3 separate regions of the Homo sapiens genome follow, and regions 1 and 2 are each linked to region 3. Evidence: chromatin loops called from intact Hi-C (ENCODE). Cell type or tissue: heart right ventricle. All regions are shown on one strand. Region 1 overlaps LINC02932 (long intergenic non-protein coding RNA 2932). Region 2 overlaps LINC02932 (long intergenic non-protein coding RNA 2932). Region 3 has its middle 11 kb from the start of LINC02932.

Evidence for each region. A loop is a pair of places that touch in the nucleus more often than their neighbours do. Peaks named below come from ENCODE experiments on the same cell type or tissue, not always from the same donor. Only the 100,000 strongest peaks of a DNase experiment are listed, where the experiment ranks them.
Region 1: a loop joins it to region 3, with 2.4 times the contacts of the local background. A loop is called at or near these places in 3 of 110 quality-filtered maps.
Region 2: it touches region 3 in a loop (1.9-fold over the local background); 2 of 110 quality-filtered maps call a loop at or near these places.

What each region holds. Positions count from the first base shown.
Region 1 is chr7:91,410,668-91,418,667 of GRCh38, reverse strand. All of the region lies in intron 3 of LINC02932 (long intergenic non-protein coding RNA 2932), which reads right to left. Among named protein-coding and RNA genes, the nearest start is that of LINC02932, 100 kb to the right of the region's middle. In heart right ventricle, no CTCF peak of the experiment used is centred here; no DNase peak of the experiment used is centred here.
Region 2 is chr7:91,420,031-91,428,030 of GRCh38, reverse strand. All of the region lies in intron 3 of LINC02932 (long intergenic non-protein coding RNA 2932), which reads right to left. Among named protein-coding and RNA genes, the nearest start is that of LINC02932, 110 kb to the right of the region's middle. RefSeq lists an enhancer at 6,564-7,109. In heart right ventricle, no CTCF peak of the experiment used is centred here; no DNase peak of the experiment used is centred here.
Region 3 is chr7:91,295,932-91,303,931 of GRCh38, reverse strand. No RefSeq gene overlaps it. Among named protein-coding and RNA genes, the nearest start is that of LINC02932, 11 kb to the left of the region's middle. RefSeq lists an enhancer at 7,788-8,000. In heart right ventricle, no CTCF peak of the experiment used is centred here; a DNase peak (open chromatin) is centred at 3,399.

The DNA of each region.
Region 1 (8,000 bases), 110 kb before region 3:
AGCAGTGAGTCCTTTGTAGGAACATGGATGAAGCTGGAAACCATCATTCTCAGCAAACTATCGCAAGGACAAAAAACCAAACACTGCATGTTCTCACTCATAGGTGGGAATTGAACAATGAGAACACATGGACGCAGGAAGGGGGACATCACACACCGGAGCCTGTTGTGGGACAGGGGGAGGGGGGAGGGATAGCATTAGGAGATATACCTAATGTTAAATGACGAGTTAATGGGTGCAGCACACCAACATGGCACATGTATACATATGTAACAAACCTGCACGTTGTGTACATGTACCCTAGAACTTAAAGTATATATATAAAAAAAAGATCTTTACTGATCCCCTAAAAAAAAAAAAGAGAGAGAGAGAAAATCTCAGAAATGTGATGTGAAATATCTCATGCATTACTGACTATTGAAATTAGGGGACCTATATGTAATAATAGAATCATATTATCTGCTTGTTGATTTAGAATTAAGTAAGAGGAAATTAAATATGTAATAGTGCCCAAATAAATATTGTCAAATACATATGTTAGTATTTGTATTAAAGTAATGCTAACTGCTGTAGTAACTCCCAAAATTTCAGTGTCTTAACTTGATTTCTTCCTCATATAATTGTTCAATGTGGGATTCCAAGAAGGGTGGCCTTCCAAGTCGCCACTCAGCATCACAGGTTCTTTCTATGTATGGCTCTGATATCTTTAACATGTGGTTTTAGGGTCACTAGGCTCATCTGCATTAAGATGGAGACCAGGGAAGAAACATGGAGATAAGCTCCATGGAGAATGTCCATGGACCAGGGGAAGACATGGTGCCCATTATGTTCACTGACTTCCTACTGGCAAAAACTCAGTCATTTGTCCACATCCAACTGTAAGGGAGGTTCGGAAATGTGTTCTAATCATGTGCCCAGAAAGAAGAGGAGATAGGCTTGGTGATAAACTGCAGTTTCTGCCACGGTGTTTGTTCTATGACAGTCTATAAAGAGAACCTAGACTTCCAGGTGCTTTCAGCCAAGAATTACCTTGAGAATCAAAATGTTGATCTAGAAACTTTATTCAGGTTAAAATACTTGCCCTATCCCACCATCTGTTTTGGACTGACTGCTAAAAATTAGAGGAGTTACCATAAGCACAACGACATTCTGATTTGATGAGTACTACTACTATCAGAACTCCTTCTAGCTATGTCATTGAGAACTGTATTAACTTTTTCTTACTTTCCTCAACTCCAGCACCTGGCACAACTCTAGGACCTAGAACATACTCAACAAATGTATGTTCAATGAATGAGTGGCCTTCTAGGATTGACCGTGCATTTTTTCCATCAATTCATAAAGATTGTGGCCCACATATCACAGTGAATCAACTCTTATTTTTGTTGCTGTTATTGTTGATTCAGCCATGCTCTATGGCAATGACCTAAATCTTGTTTATTCACCACTCCAAGCATGCCTATTAACTCCACTCGGTAATATGTCTTCCATAACATGTAAGATTTTTACTGAAGTCTGCCCATGCTTATCTAGACTCCTGGAAGAGAATCAGCAGCCACGTTGTATAATGGACAAAACAGAGAGGAATGTAGGTTAACTTAATTATCTCAGCCTTTGTCTTAGGCAAGTTGCTTATTTCTTCTGAGCTTTCCTTATGTAGAAAGTGAGAATAATAACACTTACCTTGCAGTGTTGTAAGTACGGCAATTTTAAAGACCCAGAATAAAGTAGGCACTGAATTAATGGTAGTCACTGTCTTCATAATTTATAATAATGATTGACTGTAATGTTAGCATTCATAATACAAATTATAAACATCACTCAGCTTTGTTTCCTATTAGATACGTTAAATCAGAAAGCCCTAATATCCAGAAGCAACACCATGACAGAATTGTAAGTAGAGCACAAGTTTTTTCAGCCTCCTGCTGTCAGCTGAGTCCCTATTGAGCAGATACATCCCTGGGGACAGATGACCATCCATCAGAGGCTATATCAGCTAATAGCTAGAGCTGTCACTTTCACCTCTATTTGCATTGGATTGAGTCAATCTGCCTTAAGCTTTCACAAGGGTAAACAGCCAGTAACAAATGAAGTTCTTATGACTTATAGCCCCACGGAGACTTATTACAGGATCTTATCTATTTCAATACCTGCCAGCAGGTGTGGATTATTAAAATGTGTGTACTGAGAATTTACTGCTTTCTTGAATTAGCAACCTTGACTCAGAAATGACATATTTTTATGTCAAAATAGCAGAAACCTTTCTTTTCTCTCTTCACTGATGCATAACATTCTAAAAGACAGGAATGGCCTTCAGCTAATACAGATCTATTTCCATTTGGCTTCGGTCACCATTTAATTACTGTTGACTTCTTTAACCTTTCTCACTTCCTTTCTGGATTATATTTCTTTCTACTCTATTGCCATTTAGTTTATTTGGTGACATAATCAAACTTGAAATTATATAACAAGGTTTTGCATTTTTCTTCTTTCATGCCGCTTATTGTGTTGAATTTATTTTAAAACAAATTATTTTCTGAAACAGAAAATATTTTAATGAGTTGACTTTGTACTTTATCTTCGTATTTACTTCTTAAATCCTGATTTTTAAAAAGGAGGATACTCCAATTTCCTCTATCACCCATTTCAGAATGATAGAACCCTAAGTAGGTTCCTGGAAAATAATCTATTGTTCCCTTCAACTTTCCTACAGTACTTACCTGTTAAACAATACAGTGTGTACTAAATTAAAAAGAAAAACAAAATCTTGAAGTGAACACCAACCACTAATAATGCAAAGGGGATTATGTCAGAGTGACATAAGAGGAGGAATTGTCTTCTTTCTGAGCATTCATTTTTATTATTGCTGACCTAAGCCATGAGATATAGAGGACAGAGACTGAGCTTTGGAGTTGGACATTTCCTGATTCAAAACCTGGCTGTACTACACATAAACTGGTGGTCCTCTGGAAAGTCCTTGGACTTAGCTGATCCTGTCTCCTTATCTGTAAAACAGAAATAATTATTTTACCTCTCAAGATTGATGTGAAGGTTAAGTGAAATGAAATATGTAAAATGTCTGGTATATGTGTTCTCTAAGTGCAACAGGTACGTTTGAACCTATGAGTGTTACAGCAGCCTGAGCCTGGGTTTTCCTGAAAGTGGAGCCCAAGGCAAAGGATTTTGTATTACTATTTTGTTAGGGGGTGCAATTTCAGGGAGATGCAGGGAGGGACAACCAGAATGAAGCAGGGAAGGAGGAGGAGCCGATATGAGTATGTGTAATCAAAAGAGCTGCCATTAAGTGCATCTCATTGATACGGGACATACTCCTGCCTGTCTGCATTGTATAGCAGCAGCTCTAGCTCCCCATATTAGTCAGGGTTGATTACCATTGCCAATATAGTAATTCATTTCTTTGCCTTCTGGTCCACTAGCGCAAGGAGCCTAAATGTGGTAGTTGAAGCTTCGAATTTGGTGGAGCCCTTTCTGTGCACCTGGTTTCGGAAAAGACTCTTCCCCTTCTCAGCCCTGCAGTGGAAACCAGGACCTTAGAGTGTGGGGACAGAAAACACAAATTTTGCAAATGAGTTGTTGTTTCTACAACGTGAATGTAAGCTGTTTTGATCCTTCCTCCTTATGAGCATTGAGAAAGACACATCTGCCAGATCATCACATACCTAGTACCAGAGGCCTGCTAATCCACTTGCAGTAAAGATAGCACATCTGGCACAGCAGATACCATTGGCGTTAACATCTGGTTATGTTTATGATAATTCACCATCATCCACCATGAGCTCTCAGGATTTTCCAGGGCTAGGTATGCCCATAAATGAGCATGCAGAAAAAATTGAACCAGGGATATGATGGAAACCATCACCCTTGTATTCTTCAAGTGTTTGATTGTGTCACTAATCTCTGCAATTCCTCCTGGCATGCAGTGTTGCTTCTGATATATGGTCTTAGATGGGGATAGAGGCAGTTTCAGGGACTTCTACTTGGCCCTTCCCTCATAATATCCCTTATACTACAAATCTGGGAACAAGTGTGAGGGCTCTATCACCTGATAAATATATTTAACTCAGTTACACACACTCAGGATGTGGGCAATAACCTCAGGACAGATCTGTGAACACTAACACACTGTGAAGCAAACTTGGCCCAAAATTCCGTTCTCATTGTGTCCAGATGGGCTCCCACTCTAACCAGAGATCTTTGATAGTATTTCAGTTCATTTGGTATCATTCAGCCCCAACTCCTTACCTAACAGCCTTTGAAAAGTCTGGGTTTTCCCCTTCCAACAGTGCAAAGTTACCCTGCTGCAAGTACATTTGGGGAAAGAATCAAAGGAAGATGTACTATATATACTGGTGGTGGCATGGAACCGTCCTTCCTCAAGGGATCCTGGCTTCCACATCAATCACTGAAATCTGGATCTATGAGCTGATTTAGGTCTGGAAAAAGGGTGATGGGAAGGTGATTTTCTACCATAGCAGTTGATGTAAACATTCTCTTTACCAAGTCTTAAGACACATCTCAACAGACAATTAGGATGAGCTCCAGGGGATCTTTATAGGGCATCAAATTCTGAGCATGGCTAGGTGCCTCCATGTTAGTAAACTTTCCTCTGTCCAGCCTCATATTCTGATTTCCTCACCCCAGTCCAAGACCCTCCAGCTCCAGTTCCACGTATAAAGCCCTCTACTCTTACCAGATCATTTGAACTAGTTTCTGCAGTTCTTTTGGCAGGCAAGCTATTTCCTCCGGAAATGGTGCTTAGGCTAGGCTGAGATTTCTCCTTGGTCAACAGTCTAGAGGGAATGAGGAATACTGGAGGCAGATCTCAAAGAGACAATTATCTTATGAGGCACCTGCTTTAGAGGGGAGTCCTTGAACAGTCTCCAGGCAGGCAGCCACTGCTCTCCTCCAAGAAGGGCCCTAGGAGGAGGGTTTACAGGAATCTGGTAGTTCAAGATTACCAGCTGGTTCACCCAAATTTTCCCATCCACTCTTTTCTTATTGAGGTCCTGACTTTGATATAGGAGATCTGTTGAACCTGTGCATTCACTCTCCTTTGTGGTTGTGTACTTTTACAGTTAAATCCTGGGCTTGATTTTTAGCATGGTCTTCTCTGTGGTTCCATGAAATGGATCGGGATCATAATCCCAAAAGACACAATCTTGAAATAAATGTCATAATCTCAAATTTTGAAATCCCTAAAGATCAAAATCCCTAACATCTAAAATCTTAAAAATTACAATCCCAAAACATTAAAATTCTGAATGTTGAAGTCCTGAAAGCCAGATTCTAGGGAAGGGATTAGAGCATTTTTGGTTGTATGCAGGATAGTTACATCATGTTAGTTGCATCATGTTAGGCAGAACTATTACCTTTTGTGTCTTTATTTGCATTTGGGGAAAAATTCACACAAGTGATTGGCCACATGATATGGCAACAACGAAAACTTCAGCTCCAAAGTGCATCACTTTCCTGCATTGACATTCCTTTCATCTATGACTTTCCAGGAGCTTTTAATAAAAGTCACATTTGCCTGAAGAAGCTAGGGAAGTTACTAACTGGTTCAAAAATAATTATGTTCATGGTAGGATAAGAAGACACTTATGCAACAGTGTTGCTGTTTGATCACCAGTTCTTTCACCGAATTTGCGGTCTGAATATGAGTGTATTCAGAATGGAATTTTGAGTACCCAAAACAGCATAGAATAATGGCACAGAAGATGGGAAAATTTAACAGGGAACGTTCATGTTGATGTACAGCTAATCATATAGAAGAATTTCAAAAATAGCAGGTCCATGTAGAAAAAGAATGTGAACATTTCTCCAAGGAGAATACTGCCCTAAAAAAAAAAAAAGGGAAACAAAGCAGCTATTCATCATGATGCAAGAATTCAAAATATAGTTCCTGATCATAAAAGTTTGTCAGCTCTTATGGACTACCTCTGTGCAATTGCCCATAATCTAAACATCTAAAATCTTAAAAATTACAATCCCAAAACATTAAAATTCTGAATGTTGAAGTCCTGAAAGCCAGATTTCCCTGTAATGCACTTTTTTATATATCAGAATTTTCTGGTTTGGGGGGAGTCTTTTTTTCTTTTCTTTTCTTTTTAGTTTTTTTAAACTAGTTTAAATTGTCAGCATTTTTTTTACAATCAGCATTTTTTTTTTACCATTCTCTATGCTACATATTTCATTTTCTCATCATTTTCAATACTGGAGATATAAATTGTGTAGAGACTTTAGAGTTCTAATTCATTTTATGCGTTTTTGACACAAAAAAATGAAAGTGCCTTATCACAATGCTGACTTTGTGTGAAAGCATTGTAGGTCTACATAAAAACATCGAAACTTCCTCAATAAATGAAGAGATACCCTTTTAGCGTATCTATGCTTGTGAAAAATAAAATTTCTCAAGATCTCAGCTCTTCGGGTGACTGCATATGCAGTGGGTGACCCACTGTGGTTTTTGATTGATCTCATCAAAAGATTTAGATTATCTGTCACAGTATTTCAGATGACTGCAGATATAAATCTGGTTGCACGCACTTACTGATCATAGTGATATGTGTTCATACATTTCCCTTTTTGACCTAGTTCTTAATGAATATGGTTCATCTGCTTATAACTGTTACACCTATGTAACATTAGTATAGCTGAGTGTTTGTGCTTACAAAAATATTTGTTATTTTTACCTATTCTATTCTATTCTATTGTGTGAAATAATCTATGAAATGTTCTGTAATGTTTTTATATGTCTCTCAAATAAATCTCCTTTCAACAATGCAAATACATATCTTTTAAAGAATTTTTAATTATTTTTTCCAGAATTATGTTTTTGAGATTTTGCTCTTACAGGATTTCAACGTTCAGGATTATGGCATTTAGGATTGTGTCTTTCTGGATTTCGATCGGCTTCCGATGAGATGACAGTTTCCATTGCAGCTGCCATAGAGGATCTCTGACTTTCATAGCATGGCTTGACTTGACTGTCGACTTCTCTGGGTCTTTTTTAAAAAATTTTCCAAGACTTCCAGTGTAGTTAACAGCAGTCATCTCCTTTCTATAATTATCATTTTATCCATGCTTTTAACCATGATGGCCCCTCCATTTGCCACCTGCACCTCAACCCAATTAACCACGGGTGAAAGTCTTAGTTATAATGCTACTACATGCTAGTATTATCCCTACTACACCTCCCCAGCAATGGGACCTTTATAACCCAGGTACAAAATACCTTCCTGAGGAGCTGCTTTCTGAAGTCATTCGGCATTAATTGTCTTAGTCTTGCCTCCCCAGAAAGCAGAGCCTGAACCAAAGATTTACATTGTACTACCTTATTAGGGCATATAACCCAGAATGAGGAATACGGATTACAAAAGCAGCAAAGAGTGAAAGAAAATGCAAGAATGCTGATCAAGCTAGTTGTTGCTAAGCTCAACTTACTGCTTGATGTTGCAAGACCATCCTCTGAGAAGACCTATAACTGCTTCTCAGGGCAGTCTCTCTAGCGGGAGAAAGGGAAAATAAATTAATCCACGGGCTCCTGCCTCCCATGGGTCAAATTTTCATCTCATGGGGATGCTAACTCCCTTGCACGTTCAGGTATTTGCATGGGTACCTAACAGAGTCCTGTGGTGCTCTAAACTTCTGTATTACCATAGAAGTTTTTGGAGTAAGATGCAAAGTCAGGGCATTTAGTACATCACTGTCAGGGTGAATTTTATCAGAACCTGTGCACAACTGTCACCACAGCAGTGGCTGGAGTTAGAAGCAGGTAGTACAGAAAGGATCCTAAGTGATGCATGTCAGGGGTTTGATAAAGATCTTTCCAGCTTCTGAGGTAAGAAATCACTTGGCATTACTCTCTATTTCTATATTACCTGAACAAACAAATGAACTGCTAAAGAAAAATTAACTGAAGGCTAAAGCCTCATCCTCTCACCCAGTATTCCCTCCAAAAATAATTCATTTATGGAGTA
Region 2 (8,000 bases), 120 kb before region 3:
TGTTTGTGTAAGGTGGTGGGAAGTTGGGGGGTATCCAGCCACCTTATGTTTTCTCTCCTCTTTCTGCAGTTACAGGATCTGTTTGGATAGTGTTTATTTTTGCATTAATGCTATTAGATACACATGATTGGTAATAATAGTTATAGCTAATATTTACTAAGCTTTCACTATAGGTCAGGCACTTAATGTATATTATTCCATTTAATCCTCACGACAAAACTATAAGGTAAACACAATTATTAACCTCTTTTACCGATGAGGAAACTAAGGTTTAGAGTGGTTTAATAAATTCTAATTTATTATTAGTAAATATGTAAATTTCCACAGCTAATAAGAGGTGGAGCCAGGGTTTGAACTTGAGCAGTCTGGTTCCAGAGGCTACATTCTTTTATTAAACTTATTCTGATTTGTCTCTGAGGAAAATCACCTTGCCAGCCTCTGAATATTCTAGTGTTGTCTTAAAGAAGATTTAACAATTTATGAGTATTTGTGTGATTCAATTTCAGTTGGGAAAGTAAGTTTTACAAGACCCACAGAGCAACAGATGGGCTCCCTGTAACTGTGAACTCAATTCTAAACAGGGCAAATAGAGCCCTATTTCTTTAAGACAAATGATGAAACATGGCCCACATTTCAAACACATGTGCCTGTTAATCTACCTAGATTGGTAGCACTGGTAGGAGCACTGATGGAAGACTGCTGGGCTTTTGTGGCACTTCCCTCCTCTCATTTCACAAAAAGTTGGGCAGCCATCTGCTTACTTTCCAATGATCCAGCATTTTCCCCACTGACATATGTGGGGAAAATGTAGTCAGTGACTCTGGGGAACCACTTTGCTGTCAAAGTTAAAAAGCTACTGTCCTAATCATGCCCTTCTATTGCACACCCCCCTTATGCTGTTTCAGTGCTTTGAACAAAAGCTGGTCTGAATCCAAACACTATTATGGACATCTTTACAAATCCAGCCCAATTTGGGCAGAAATTCTTCCAAATCTCTAGCAATCACAGGAAGGCAACATGCCTATGGTTCTTCAATTATTTTCAATAGGTTCTCTTTATCATTCAGGGCAGTATTAAAAAGTTGTCTTTTTAAAGTAACACTACCTTTGTTGAGGAAAGCTTTTCATTGAAGATACCACAGAGTTATTAAAGACTTCTGAGCAAATGATGGCTGATCAAATGAAGCAACCCATAAAAACCCTATAAATTCTTTTTAATCTGAAGTATTTCTCTCTTCAATTTTCAAACTATGCAATCTACATTGCCATTATGAGCAAATGTCATTAAGTCGGTTTCTACCTGCAGTACCATTGAAAATAGTCCATTGTACAGTTTCCACGGTGAAACCATTAGAATCCTATTCATGTCTAAACCTTACACTGTTTGTTACTTTCCCAAGCTACCAGACAGAGATACTCAAAACTCGTTTTTATGTGCATACACTCTATTACTCTCCTCTTCTCACAGATTTTTATTCTTTACTGTGATGCTTCTGTTTCTTCTTAGGGAAACAGTGCATAGAGCCCTAATGTGCATAGAGCCCTATTGTAGACTACCAGTGGCATAACTATGTCTTGATTTTTTTTTTCATAAAATGAAGAAAACCAAAACCAGCAACTTTTAGTAAATAATTTAAGTGTCTTTTCTGTCACCTTGTGATCACGGGTTTCCTCTTGACTAAATTTCTAGGCAAGAGGCAGATAAGCCAATCAAACACATGGTGACTATTAGAATCCACAAGCTGAATAATGATGAAGGGATGGGTCAGTCCTGTTGGTCTCATGAAGCAGGCAGATCCCAGAAAAATCATTAGGAGAACCACAAGGGAGAGATAATGGAATTGTATACTATCCTGAAACCATACATTCTGACCCAGGATTATACATAACATTTTCTATAAGCAGGCTGCCATGGTGATCTTTGGAGCAACATGTTGTTGGCATCTGGGTCATGGCAACAGACATCTTGATTCCAGGTTGGCCACATAAAACTGCAATACTTCATGGTGATTTTATTCTAAAGTTATTTATATGAGCAAGGCATTAGCCACATCCTCCCTAGAAGTACAAATATGAGGAGGACTGGCATTTGAAGTCCAACATAATGCTTGGCACATAGTGGAAATTTAACAAATATTTATTTAATTAATGAGTGACTAAATAAAGAAGTGAATAAATGAACTCAGTTCTCCCCAAAGATCTTCTAGTCCTCAGTTTGCTTTTGCAGGACAAACTGACCCCTTGTGTGGGGAAAAGAAGCTGGACTCAGAGTTCTGTAAGAGGTTTGTACTCAACCCCCAGCTGTTCAGTGCAAACCTAAAAACACCTAATTTCTTTTCTGGATAAATGGAATCAGAACTGACAGGATCCCCCAAGGCTGGTCTAATGGAGGGATTCTGCTCAGAACTGTGGGGTGTGGGAAGTCAGGGAAGTGGGTCAAGCTCAGAGTTGGGATCAGGGAGGCTGTGGGTTACATTTAGTGATCCAGAAAGAGGGACCTCACTAGGTGCCCCAAAGCTCGGAATCAGGAGATGTGGGAGACCAGGGAAAAGAGCCAGAAAAGACAGGGATCGGGGAACTATAGTCAAGAAAGGGGCAGAACTTGGCCAGTAAATACAGGCCATGTACGTTACCCAGATCAGCTGTCATCCGAGGCTCTTTGTAAGCCTGTTGCATTGCCATATGGGAGGGGCTTCTGGGCCTGGTAGGCTAAGAATAGGTGACCTGTCCTAGAACCCTGCACACTCAGCACCTAGTTTTTAGAACTCGAACGACAATCCTGGATCAGTGAACATGGGCTTCTTGGGCTTCTAGACAAGACAAAGAAAACAACTTGCCCTTCATTTCTTCATAAATGTGATGGGGTGAGTGTGAGGGGAGAGGAGAATGGAGTGAGCTATTGGTGTCTAAGGTGACTCAGTAATATCAAAGCAGGCTTACAATCCTAGATCTTTTCTGCCAATCTCCAAAAATAAACATTTTTTATTTCTCAAGAGGAAAAGACAACGAAAGTGACATATCCAGTGGTTTTCCTGAATTAATTCACTTCTTGGAAACTAATGACTCTATCTCTGATTAATTCTTCTAATTCTCTATGGCTTAATTTATTCTATGCAAATCTGCCCGTCAAGCTACTGTGAAATCCAACTATGATATAATATAATACAGAATTGTGGAAGGAGGAGGAAGATTACAGTTACTGTTTAGTAGAAGTGCTTATTACTCAGAAAATAATGATAAGGCTCAGAAGGAATCATTTCTGGAAAAAAGGTAAATCCCTCAAGGATTAGCAAGAAATAAGCTGTCCCTCCACCTTGTTGTGGAAAAAAATCCTGGCTTGGGACATTCGAGGACTCAACTGAAGGCATTCCTTCCTCTGTGTGCTTAGGATCTCCCTCTTCAGTCAACAGGGGCTGCTACCCAGCACTAACAGTATTCCAGCACCTCCAGGTGGCACCCTCCTCTGGGACCCCAGGATTCTGTAAGCCAGATGGTGGGACTACCTCAGCATCTGTTTACCAGATCTCTCTAGGGGAAAAGTAGCTTCCAATTTCCCTCATCTTTTGCCTTGCTCCTCATGGCACCAGAGCCCAGGGAGGAAATGAAACTGTCTAACCATGTTTGACTCTGAAATATTTTAGGCTTCTTCTTCAAATGTGTGAACAGAATGAGAAACTCCATTTGTTTATTTGATTAACGTCCCCAACTACATTGTGCCTTGTTAATTTCCCTGTTGATAATGCTACACTCGGCAGACACACCTTTTTTCTTTTCTTTCCCAGGTCTGTTCTTTTTCTTCTTTTCTTTGTGTAAAGGGTATGTACTGGCTTTGTGAAATCCCTGTAGCAAGTTGTGAATGATGTATGAAGTGAAAAGTCTTTACTCAGGGCACAGTAGGAATACAGAAAGTGCTGTGCATTCACTGCTGGGCTAAGTTTTTGACTGTGTGCTGTAGGCATAGATATCCTGTGTTCATTCTACACTGCCTCAAAATCTCAGGAGCTCTAGATCTGGTGGCAAGGGGCACAGTCCTGCAGAAAGGCAGAGAGATGAATTTATTGAGCTCCAAAAATCCTTCTTGGCACTGTGATTCTGCATTCACTACAGGTAGGGATTTTTTCCTGTAATGTTAACAAAGGGATGAGAATAGGAATTCAAAGTCTTAAGTTCAAGGTGCAGAAAATTAACCCACTCCCTGGCCTGTGATATGAGAAGGTGGAGGTAGGAGACAGGTGATTGTCAGCACTCTGCAGGGTAATCTCACTTAGAGAGGATATATCTTTTCACCCTGCTTGAGAGGGTATATTGTTATGTCCCAAGGAGCCAGGAGAAAAGACCTGTTCTTGTGATTTATGCAGTATTTTCCTTTCAAGGAACCCAGAACTCCCTAATAATCATCACAGTTTTTTTGTGGGCTGTGTGTCATATTGGTGCATGATCTAAAATTCTCTCATGTTTAAAAATTAGATGCCCAATTATCCAACAAATATTTTATACAATCAATTTGACATTATCCAGTGTCAAATTAGCTGATTTATGGATTAATTGTGGTTCAGGTGCAACTAGGATGTGAGACACACCCCCCATGGAAGAGGGGAGCTGAATAATTAGGCAGTGGCTAATTATTGTTCATTGTAACTTCTGTGGAAGATGAAGAGAGGGGGTGTGCAGAGCTGCTCTGGTTGCAAGGAGGCCATGGAAGCAAAGGGGACAGAACCCTCCCACTTAGCCTGATCCTCAGTTCTCCCAACAGGAAGCCCAGGAACTTCAAGCCTTGAATCCTCTCTTTTGGGTGTAGAAGAACTAAGCAACTATTTTCTAAGTGTTCAGCCATATTCAGGTGCGAGCACTTTACAGATCCTGACACTTTGTAACCACACTATGTCAATGCTGAGCAGTTGAGCAGTAACTCCAGTTTCATTTGTATCCTTGATTTTTATTTTCCATGACTACTGCCCTCCCACCCCATCCCCTAATCTCACTTACCTAGTCCAATGACAATTGACTATGTTACCTTAGTCTCAGAAGATGGGGCAATTATTATCCAAGCTAACAGGCCAACATTCAAATTGAATCACTGACTTCCTAAAATTACCAATTTCTTAGGCTCTTTGGGCATTTATAATTAGGTTTTAGACATTTCATTCAAAGTCAAACTATCTTTTATATACACGACTTAAAAAAGAACAAACCCATGGCCTGCCATAGTCTCAGTCTTCTACTTGAATTACCACATTCTACATTCTCATTCACAGCTTAGAATATAATGAACCTAGAGATGACCCATGAGTAAACAAGAGGCATTAAATAACAATAAATTAAAGATACTTTGGGAGGCTGAGATGGAGGATCATTTGAGGCTAGGAGTTTGAAACCAGCTTGGGCAACATAGCGAGACCCTGCTAAGAATATAAAAATATCATCTGGGCATGGTGGCTCGTGCCTGTAGTCCTAGCTAAAATCAGGAGGCTGAGGCAGGATTGCTTGAGCCCAGGAGTTTGAGGCTGCAGTGAGCTATGATCACACCCCTACACTCCAGGCTGGGTGACAGAGTGAGCCCCTGTCTCAAAAATTAATAAGTTAAAGAAATTATGGATCCATTCATCCTGAAGAGAAGAAAACAGAGACATAACCATGGTTTTTAAGCACAGGAAAAGAGATCCCAGACAGAATGGGGAGGAGTTGGGTTGAGACCAGTCTGGAAAAAAGGGAATAAGTTCAATGTACAACTGGAGGATTTGTGTAAGAATCTTTATAAATCATACAACCAACTCTTACTAGCCCTTGCTTTTGATATGAAGTGTTTTTATTTTATTGCTTAGATCAATTATTTCAGGAGACCAAAAGTAATAGAAAAGTGTAAACAGGAAAATACATTGCAGAATAGTAGAGGTGGAATCTTCTGAGATTGTAAAGGAATATTACTGTTCCTTTTAGGCTGCAGGTTAGAACAAAGAGCAAATATTACTTCTAACTCCAAACAGGTCAGCGAGTCTATTTTGGGAAGATATGTTCTCTCCATTCGTGCATGGTTTTCTGTGTAGGGGTAAAATGATATTATGGTATTTCAAGTTTGCATTTCATCCTTTTGATTATCTGCAGGCCATTTACCCATATCTCCTTTCCAAATGAAACCTGGTGCCTGCAGGCTTTTTCACATCTCTGGAGTTATTTCATATTTTCTCCTTGTATCTCTTTTGATGACTACTAAATGTTCATTTACTACTAGATGTTGCCTGGCAAATTCCCAACTATCAAATGTGTAAACCAAAACAGTAAGAAGGAAGAGGGGGTAATAGCAGAGCAGCCTACTACATACGTTTAAACAGTCTGTTTTATCTCTAAGGGGAAGAGCCAAACTTAGGCCTCCTGTATGCCTAGGAATATCTTCTCCTACTGAGAGTTTTCTCTTATTTTAAGTAGTCTGAAAATAACTGGTCCGGGAAATAAAATGAAACCTCTCTGTATCAAAAGCAAGAGCCTTGAGCAAAGGTGGTAACAAACCCTGAGACACTTAGGCTTGTCTGAACTCAAAATTCAGCAGGGTTCTATGACTCAGCATGTCATGAAAATCTGAATTTGATTTTTGCAAAATGCTTTGTGCTCTGGATCTATCAGGAGCATATTAAACTGTTAAAATAAAAAACTTTTTTTTTCTGTCATGGAGAAAATCAAATAGAATCCCCAATGCAAATTTACCACATTCTTCACCAATAGATCATTTCCAACAACTAGACAAATGCTGGAGGATGCAGATGAAAGCTTCCAAGCTTAGGAAGAGTCATGTCTTGATTGCAAGGCTAGGCCTGTCGGTACTGCAGTAGTGTGAGCTCAACAATGGCCCATTGAAATGTAAAATTCGATGAATTTCCAGCCTCCTTCTCAAACAGTCAATGCGGAAATCACGTCCTCCAAAGAACATTACTCGATGGGAGCATAATCTCTCCACACTTGAGCAATAAGAGATTGTGCCAGTCCATGACACGCGAGGTTGCAGAGCACTCCTCCAAGCATCGCACCAACCCTCAGTGATTTCTTACAGATATTTACTTTCACACATGGCATATAGAACATTAAAAGAGTTTTGAAAAATCCCTCAGTTTTCAACTTCTGAAGGATTATTAACTTCAAAGTCTGAAGAAATGTCGCCCTTCTATCTTTGGAAATGCCAGGAGCCTTTGCATATCCTTACTACAGGACCAAGCAACCCCCAGCGGAGAAGAACGATTACTGCCTCGGTGGCAAGAGGATGGCTTTTGATCTCTTAACATATTGGAAATTACTTAAAGGTAAGCCATCTGCTAGCTGAGGAACAAAAACAGATTACATCACACCCTGCTAGAAAGATTGTGTTAAATCCTGTATATCAAGGCTTTTAATAATTCTATATTAAGTCAGCTAATAGGATTAGGTACACATTTTCTTTAGGCTTATTTCCTCAACTATTAAAAAAAAAAACCTTTTTTTGTATGTTTGATGATCTGCAAAATTCAAGAGTATTCCACTGTGAATAAAAAGGGTTCTTTCAAGAGGAAGCATTTCTTTAGATCACCACTGCTCTCCAAAGAGATGTACAGCAGAAATGCCTTTCCAAGTAGTTTGTGGGAGAGGCAAGACAGGAGTTTCTATTACTGCTAATATGATATATTGCCTGGGTATTACAAACCTGCCTACTAGAGCTTCCTATCTTCATTGTTTTTCTTCAGCAGGTCAAGGATGGAATTCGGGCAGGTGGGGGATGAAAAGGATGTCTAACCTGATCCTTTTGGTAATAAGGATTAATGATAATCATGGTGATAGTCCACCACAAGGTTGGCATGGCACAAGTATTGGGATAATCAAAGAATAAGCCTTGATTAATGAGAGCTTAAAGCATCTGCAAGACTGGACAGTCCCAGCCTTGAGAAAGCTTGCATTCTAAAATTACCACAATACAAGAAATCTTACATTCTAAAATTACACTATGCCCAAACCAAACATACTGTCTGTGGTAAGCTTCAG
Region 3 (8,000 bases):
CAGGTCTTGTGTAATTTTGGCCATAGGCAATCTCCAATGAGGGCTGATAGGTGAGAACTGTCTTTTGGCAGCACTCACAGGAGTCTTCATTTTGAAGAAGATCTTGGTTGCAAAGCACTGCACCCTTACAGCAGCTACTATGTTCTAGGCACCATTCTAAGTGCTGGGGATATAGAAAAAGAACAAATGAATAAGAAAATGTATCACACGTCAGACGGTGCTGAATGTTACAGGGAGAAATAAAGCAGGGTCACTCAACTCCAGCCACATAGCATCCTTGAAATTATTCAAACCCACCATGTAAGTCCCCATTCCAGGGTCTTTGCTACCCATCACTTATGGCCCCACTCCCTTTAGGTCTTGGCTCAAGTGCTCCCTTCTCAATAAAGCATTGTATCACTATTCTGTTGTAAATGTCAGCGTCTCCAACATCCACCCATCCTAGCATTCCTGTCTCTCTTCTGCTACTGGCCAGTTTTCTCTGTTCTCCTAAAAAACCAGCACTCTGCTCCCCTGGCTACCTGCTGCCCTTCTGAGACTTGAATATCCTTGTTGGGGCCTTATAATGACTTCTTTTACTTTCTTTTTATTTCTCCTAAATAAGTAAAACATGGCAATATTAAGGAAGGAGAGTGATTACTTTGTGAGAGTTCCCCCATCCCCTACTCCTGCCCCATCCTACCCTATGCTCACCATTAAATAATAATTTTTCTCAACACTAGAAGTAAACTGGAAAAACATACAAATAGGAAACTCTGATTAAAACTGATCAGGTTTTTTTCTCTAAATCAAGTTATTTTCTCTGAAGAATAGAAACATGAAGCTTCATGTGAGGTGATTCAAACCAAAGTGACTGAAAATGGCTGCAGACAGTGTACACACACATGACTGGTTTCCTATGAGGCCGTTTTGCTTCCTTCTTCTGTGAGTACAGGCTTTCCTTAGCAAAATCCTCTCCCAGCAGGTCGAGCCCTGTTTCTGAGTGCTCCTTGACTAATGCAGGTATTTGTTTAGCTATTGCCCCTCCTGTCTTCCCAACTGGTTTCAAATGCTTTCATACTTGAAAATGATCTCTTTAAAATCACCCTGATTTTTCCCAACAGATTATTGTATTTGGAGTAATAGCATGAGCTGAGGCTGTATAACATGGGGTGGGGGAGAAGTTTAGGCAAACTTCTTACAGTTCGGTTTTCAGTGTGAGTTAAAAACAAACCAGCCAAGTGATAGAAATACATTTCAGACCCAAGGAAAAGATAAATGTCATCCTTTTTATGCTGTACAGTAAATGTGTGCAATTTATCTGTTTAAAAAACGTAGGCATTTCCAACCTGTAACATATAGGCATGGTCATTTATGCGAGTTAGGTATTTGATGCCTTTGCTAGCACAGCCATCTTCCTACCATTTTACTTTCCACTTCCTTTTCACTCCTAATCCCCAACCCCACCCCAGTATACCCATTCCAACCCACCACTCTTTATCCTCCAATCCACAAATTAAAGTATTTCTGCTGGGAGTTATATATTCCACTGCTCAACAGGAGTTCACCACTGAAATTCTTGTAACTGAAATATCCAGATGGTTGTTCTAATTTTTCACTTAGCTATTTGGCTTGCTTGGTTATTCTATCTCATTTTATTCATCCTCAAAACATTTTTGAAAGTTATGTTCTCTAAAGAATAGAAACATGAAGCTTCATGTGAGGGGATTCAAACCAAAGTTAGGAATTATAGTTCACTTCAGAAGGCAGGTTTTTCAAAACAAATATAGACTGAAGTAAGAAGGTTAACGTGCCTTTAAATGTTTGCCTTTTCTATATAAATAGGCTTATTATTTATTGAAGGTTTTTGAACAAATATTTATTGAATACTTACTATGTGTCAGACATTGTTCTCAGTGTTTAGAATATCTCAGTGAACAAAAAACGAAGACCCTGACACTGTGAAAGCTTAAGTTTGAGATAGGAATGCTGATAATAGACACAAGCATAATAAATAAATAAATTATGTAGCTTGTTAGAAGCTTTTTATACAATACAAGAAGCGTTTCCATATAATATGGGGAGGAAAAGAAGAAGGAAGGTACTATAATAGGAGAGCAGGAGGTGTTGGGGCACAATATAGCATAAAGAGGCAGAGCAGGCTTATTGAGAAGTGGTATTAGCATAAAGACTGAAGAGCTTTTCAGGCTAAAGTAACAGCCAATGCAAAGGGCCTGAGAGGGGAGTTTGTCTGGCATGTTTGAGGAACAACAAGGAGGCCAATGTGGCTAGAGCAGGGCAAATTGGGCAAAGAGAAAAAGGATCAGACAGGTAACTGGGATCCGAACACTTAGGGCCTAGCAGACCATTGTAAGGACTTTGGCTTTTACTCTGAATAAACTGGGAGCTGTTACAAAATTCTGAGCAGAGAAGTAGGGTATTTTTGGTTTTTTGTTTGTTTGTTTGAGACAGGGTCTCACTCTGTTGTCCAAGCTGGAGTATAGTGGTATAATTCTAGCTCACTGCAGTCTAGAATTCCTGGGCACAAGTGATCCTCCTACCTCAGCCACCTAAGTTGCTGGGACTACAGGTGCACACTACCATGTCTGGCTAATTTTTAATTTTGTTTGTAGAGAGAGGGTCTCCCTATGTTACCCTGGCTGATCTCAAACTCCTGGCTTCAAGCAATCCTCCTGCCTCAGCCTCCAAAAGTGTTGAGATTACAGGCGCAAGCCAGCAAGCCCCCCCACTGGGTCCATATTTAGGTTTAAAAGGGTCACTCTGGCTTCTGTGCTGAGACTAGATGGTGGGTAGAACAAAGATAGAAACAGAAAGGTTAGGAAGCTGATGACGGTGGTGCAGACCAAGGCGGCAGCAGAGGTAGCACTGAGAAATAGTCATGTTATGGATATAGGATGAAGGTAGAGCAAGAGATTTTCTGATGAATTGGATATGGAACATGAGAAAACTATGAGTCAAGAATGATCTCAAGGTTGTGACCTGAGCCCTGGGAAGATGGTGTTTCCATCAATTGAGATGGGAGTGGCCGCCAGAAGAACAAGTGAGGGGGCCATATTGGGAGTTCTGTTTTTGACATATTCAATTGAGACAACCAAATAAAGACGTTAGTAGATAACTGTATGTGAGCCTGGAGTCAGGAGAGAGGTGTGGGATGAAGAGGTAAATTTAGGAGTCTTAGGCATTTAAGTGGTATTTAAAGCCATGAGATTAGATGAAATCGCCTAAAAAAGGAAGTAAAGATAGAGAAGAAAAGAGAATCAAGAACTGAGCACTGGAGATCAACATTCAGAGGGAAGGTAGAAAAGGAGAAGTCAGCAAATGAGACAAAGAAGAAGCAGCTAGGAAGATAGGAGGAAATTCAAGACAGTGTGTTGTCCCAGAGCCAAACGAAGACGGGTCAAGTAAAATGAGAAGTGAGAATTGGCCACTGCAGTTAGCAACATGGAAGTCACTAGTGATCTTGACAAGAGCAGTTTCAGTGAAGGAGTCGAGGGAAGCAAAAGCCAGACTGGGGAGGATTCAGAAGATAATAAAGGAGAGGAATCAGAAATGGCTACTAAAGACATCCCTTTCAACAAGTTTTGAGGCAAGCAATCCAAAGAAATGAGGTGATAACTTGTAGGGAAAGATGGGAGAATAACAGCATGTCTGTAAGCTACTGGGAATGATCCAGTAGAGAAGAAACATTGTGATAATATAGGAGTCAGAAAAGATAATTGCTAAGGCAGTGTCCCGGATGGGAACTAGTCATGGCTGGAGGGACTGGCTTTAGTTAGCAAAATGGAGACCTTATCTATGATAGCAGGTGGGAATGTAGCAGATGAGAGGCAGATGGAATGAGTGTGGACATGTGATTATAAGGGTCAGGGGAAGTTCTCTTCTAATTGCTTCAGTTTTCTCAGTGAAGTAGAATGCAATATCATCAGCTAAGACAATACAGATGGGAGGAGGAAATGTCAGAGATTCGAGGAGAAAAAAGAGAATATCAAATAGTCAGTGAACGGGTGAACAAATGGACTAAAGAGGCGTAGGGTGATTAGTGGAATCAGGACGGGTTCACTTGAGTTTGTGCTTATGAATTTAAAGTGAGATCAATCAGCATGGTTGTGTTCTTTTCTTCTCCAGCTCCAGTAAGTTACCCAGGTGCAGATACAGAGAATGCAGAGAGTTTAATTTTAAAAACCTGTGGTTTTTTTCAAACAAGCATTAAAAAAAGTAGAAAAGCAGCAAGGAAATTTTTTTCCTTGAAGGTGTGTGCAATTGAGAGTGATTATTGAGGATGGAATTCAGCTGGGTATGGAGGGGAGTAAGGACGTGAAGTGGTGATGGACAGTGAAAGGGTGGTAGAAGAATTGGAGGTCCCAGTCAGGTTAGAGTATTAGAGAGAAAGTCGGGCAATGTTGATCACATGTAATACATGACATTGAGAGAACGAAATAGCATGGTCTAGCAAGGCCTGCCCATGGGAGTGGGGACTGCAGAGGGGAGGCCACACAATGAGGGAAAAAGAGGTCGGGGATCTAAGATCACAAGACACTAGAAAGATGATTCATGCATATGGAGATCACCAAGAAGTTAAAACCCCAAAAGGTAAATTAAGGAAAACAAAGTTATGCTACAACTGTGCAATGAAATATTATACAGTCATTAAAAACAGAATTTTGGAAAAAATAGTTAAAGACATGAAGAAATGATTAAAAAATGCTAAGGGAGTAGGGAATCCAAGATATTTAATTTTATATGTAGTACAATTCCATTTTCTTAAATATATCTTTGTGCATAGAGAAAAGACTTGAGGAAATAAAATGTCAGTGGTATTTATCTCTGGGTGAAATTTATTGTTTTCTATGTATCTTTATTATTTTCTAAATTTCCTACAAAAAAATAGGGAAAAAATCATTAACAAAAAACAACAAAAGAGAGTAAACATATTATCTCTGGTGCATTAAATTTCATAAGAGCATTTTTAAAAATAAATAATTTAGTCACAGCTCCCAGATTTCCCACTGTCTTCTGTGTGTTAGTTCACTTAGGTAATGTGAGATGTGACACAGTTTTACAGCCAATTTCTGAATTTTCTTTCATCTTCAGACGGTATTTTTTCCATATAAGAGTTTTCTTTTCAGTCAATTGAAACTCTAGAAAGTTGTGTTTCTGTCCAAAAGTTCTCCAAATGGAGATGTTCAAATTTGAAGTAAGCTTTCCTTCTAGAGAGGACACATGTCCTTTACAGAAAATATGGGAAAACAGTAGCTATGTTTCTAAAGCTTAAGCATCCAAATCTGGCATGGAAAACTAGAATGGTTATAACTTAGATTGCTTTAGTAGATGCTTCTCCCATTCAGGGATAAGTTGAGCGGATAGGCTTCAACTGTGGGGTCTTTGTCCTTTGGTAAGGTACACTGAAGTAAGCATATTTAAAGAGAATGTCAGTTAATTTTAAATTTGTAATTAAGTCTGGTTCAAAGTAAAAGTAAATACACACAAACGCACCCTTCTCTCCACCCCGGGAACAAAATACATGTTTGTGTTTGTGAACCTAGTGGTCGTCTTATGTTTCACTTTTAGTTTCAGCTTTTCCTAAAGGTTTTTATCCCTGACCTATTAAAAGAAACTCCACAGAGAAAAAGACCCCCCCCCTCCTTGACTCTCAATCAAGTAGATTTCTACCTGTCCTTCTCTCTAACATCCTCTGTAGTCTCATGTTGACAATAAAGAAATAGGTTAGGGAAGATAATATAAGAAAAGATTTAGGATTGAATCACATGACATTTGATTTGAAATTGTACAAAATTGTGAAAGCATTAATCTCATGCTGACTCGGTCTGAGGAAAAATCCCATTTATCATTTTGGAAATTTTTTTATTTTTAATTTAAACCAATTTACAATACAACTGACACAAGAAAACTAAAAAGAAAATGTGGCTGAATTTTAACCATTGAAAGTTCATGTTGTAATCTCTGCAGAAAAGTCTGGAGTAATTTTGAGAGGAAAGAAAACATTGTCTAAAAGCTGAAAAAATATCGCTTTTAAGCATGGAATTTCCTAAGTCATGAGAATCTGAAATCACACTGCTATTTCCCTGGCTACTAATTTCAAATCCTTGCCACTCTTGTCTGAAAACCTACTGCCTACAGCCTGGCCAGAACACGGGGTGGGGATGCTCATTTGTAAAAGGCTGCCTGTATCTCGCTTTGCCATCGCCCCATCCCTAACCACAAAGCCAAGATGAGTGAAAAAGAAGATCCCTATATTTACATCAGATTTACATTAGACCTTCAATTCAAACATACAAAGTGTGCAGTGACTAGGCAACTTATAGCCCTTCTTACCATAGGAACTTTATTCCACTTTTATGGTAGTATAACTAGCCTGAAGATGAGGGAAAGGCCTGAGAGGTCATCTAGAGCAGTGGTCCTCAACATTTTTGGCACCAGGGACTGGTATTATGGAAGACAATTTTTCCATGGACTGGAGAGCAGAGGAGGGGTGGCGGGGGTGGAGTGAGAAGATGGTTTTGGGATAATTCAAGCACATTCCATTTATTGTGCACTTTGTGCCTACTATTATTACATTGTAATATATAATGAAATAATTATACAACTCTCCATAAAGTAGAATTAGTGGGAGCCCTGAGCTTGTTTTCCTGCAACTAGACAGTTCCATATGGGAGTGATGGGAGACAGTGACAGATCATCAGGCATTAGATTCTCATAAGGGGTATGCAGCCTAGATCCCTCATATGCACAATTTACAACAGGGTTTGCCCTCCTGTGAGAATCTAATCTAATGCCACTGCTGATCTGATAGGAGGTGGAGCTCAAACAGTAATGTGAGCAATGGGGAGTGGCTGTAAAAAACAGATGAACCTTCTCTCCCTTGCCCCCCAGCCCAACTCCCCTGCTGTTGTGTGGCCCTGGTGTTTGGGGACCCCTGATCTAGAGCCCAATCTTGTAACTAGGAAGGCACATGACTCTCTCCAAGGTCAAGAGGCTGAATAGAAACACTTAAATGAAGACTTCAAAATTAGATTCTCTTGTGTACATGTATCTACAGTAGAGTGTTAAACACACATCTACCTTCACAGTATTCAAATCGCTCTTTACTAAGGATTTAAAGAAGCAAATTTTCAAAACTTGGCTATAGTTACTGGCTCAATCATTTGCTTACTATAAACTAGAATTCCTTCTTATTTAAATGTAACATTTCAATTGCAGGAGTTCAAATACATTGTGTCCTGAATAATCTTAAGGTACAAATATTTCAAAATAATACTTTAAATAGAAAAACCTGTCTTTGGTACATTAACACTGAATTTTTCCCTTTCTTCCTAAGCCAGCCATGAAATACCTACTGATTCTAAATGAAGTAAGAACTTGGTTATGTGATTCAAAAATGTCAAGAATCTCTGGCCTGCATGATCTAAGATAAATGGAAGTTTGTGCAACTAACATGATTTTGGTAAAATGTATTTTTTAATTAAAAGAGTCATATAATTATATTAAAAGCTGTTTATGTTAAAACCAAAATCAATACCAGTGATAATAACTAATACTTACGAAGTGATTACTAAGTGTTAGACATTGTGCCTAAAGATTTACTATATTATCTTGTTTTATACTTTCCACAATCCCTTGGGGATAGCTATGGTTATTAGGCTCATTTTACAGTTGGGGGAACTGAGCACTAGAAAAATTAAGGCATTTGCCGAGATAATAAGCTAGCAAGTGGCAGAATTGAGATTGGAGCCCAGGTAGTCTTAACCACTCTATCAACCAGCTCGCATAGAACAGTTATTAGCAAATAAGAAAAGTATGGCTTTGTATGAGTTTAGTTTTCAGTTAAATGGTGTGTTTCACTGATGGCTGATGTGATTAGCACCTTATAAACCTTGGAAATGTTGCTTGTCAAGCATGGAAAAGTAAAATATTTGTGCTTGCTATTCTGTTCCCAAGACTAATTTTTAAAATTCCATAATATGTTAAGGTAATAATAATGA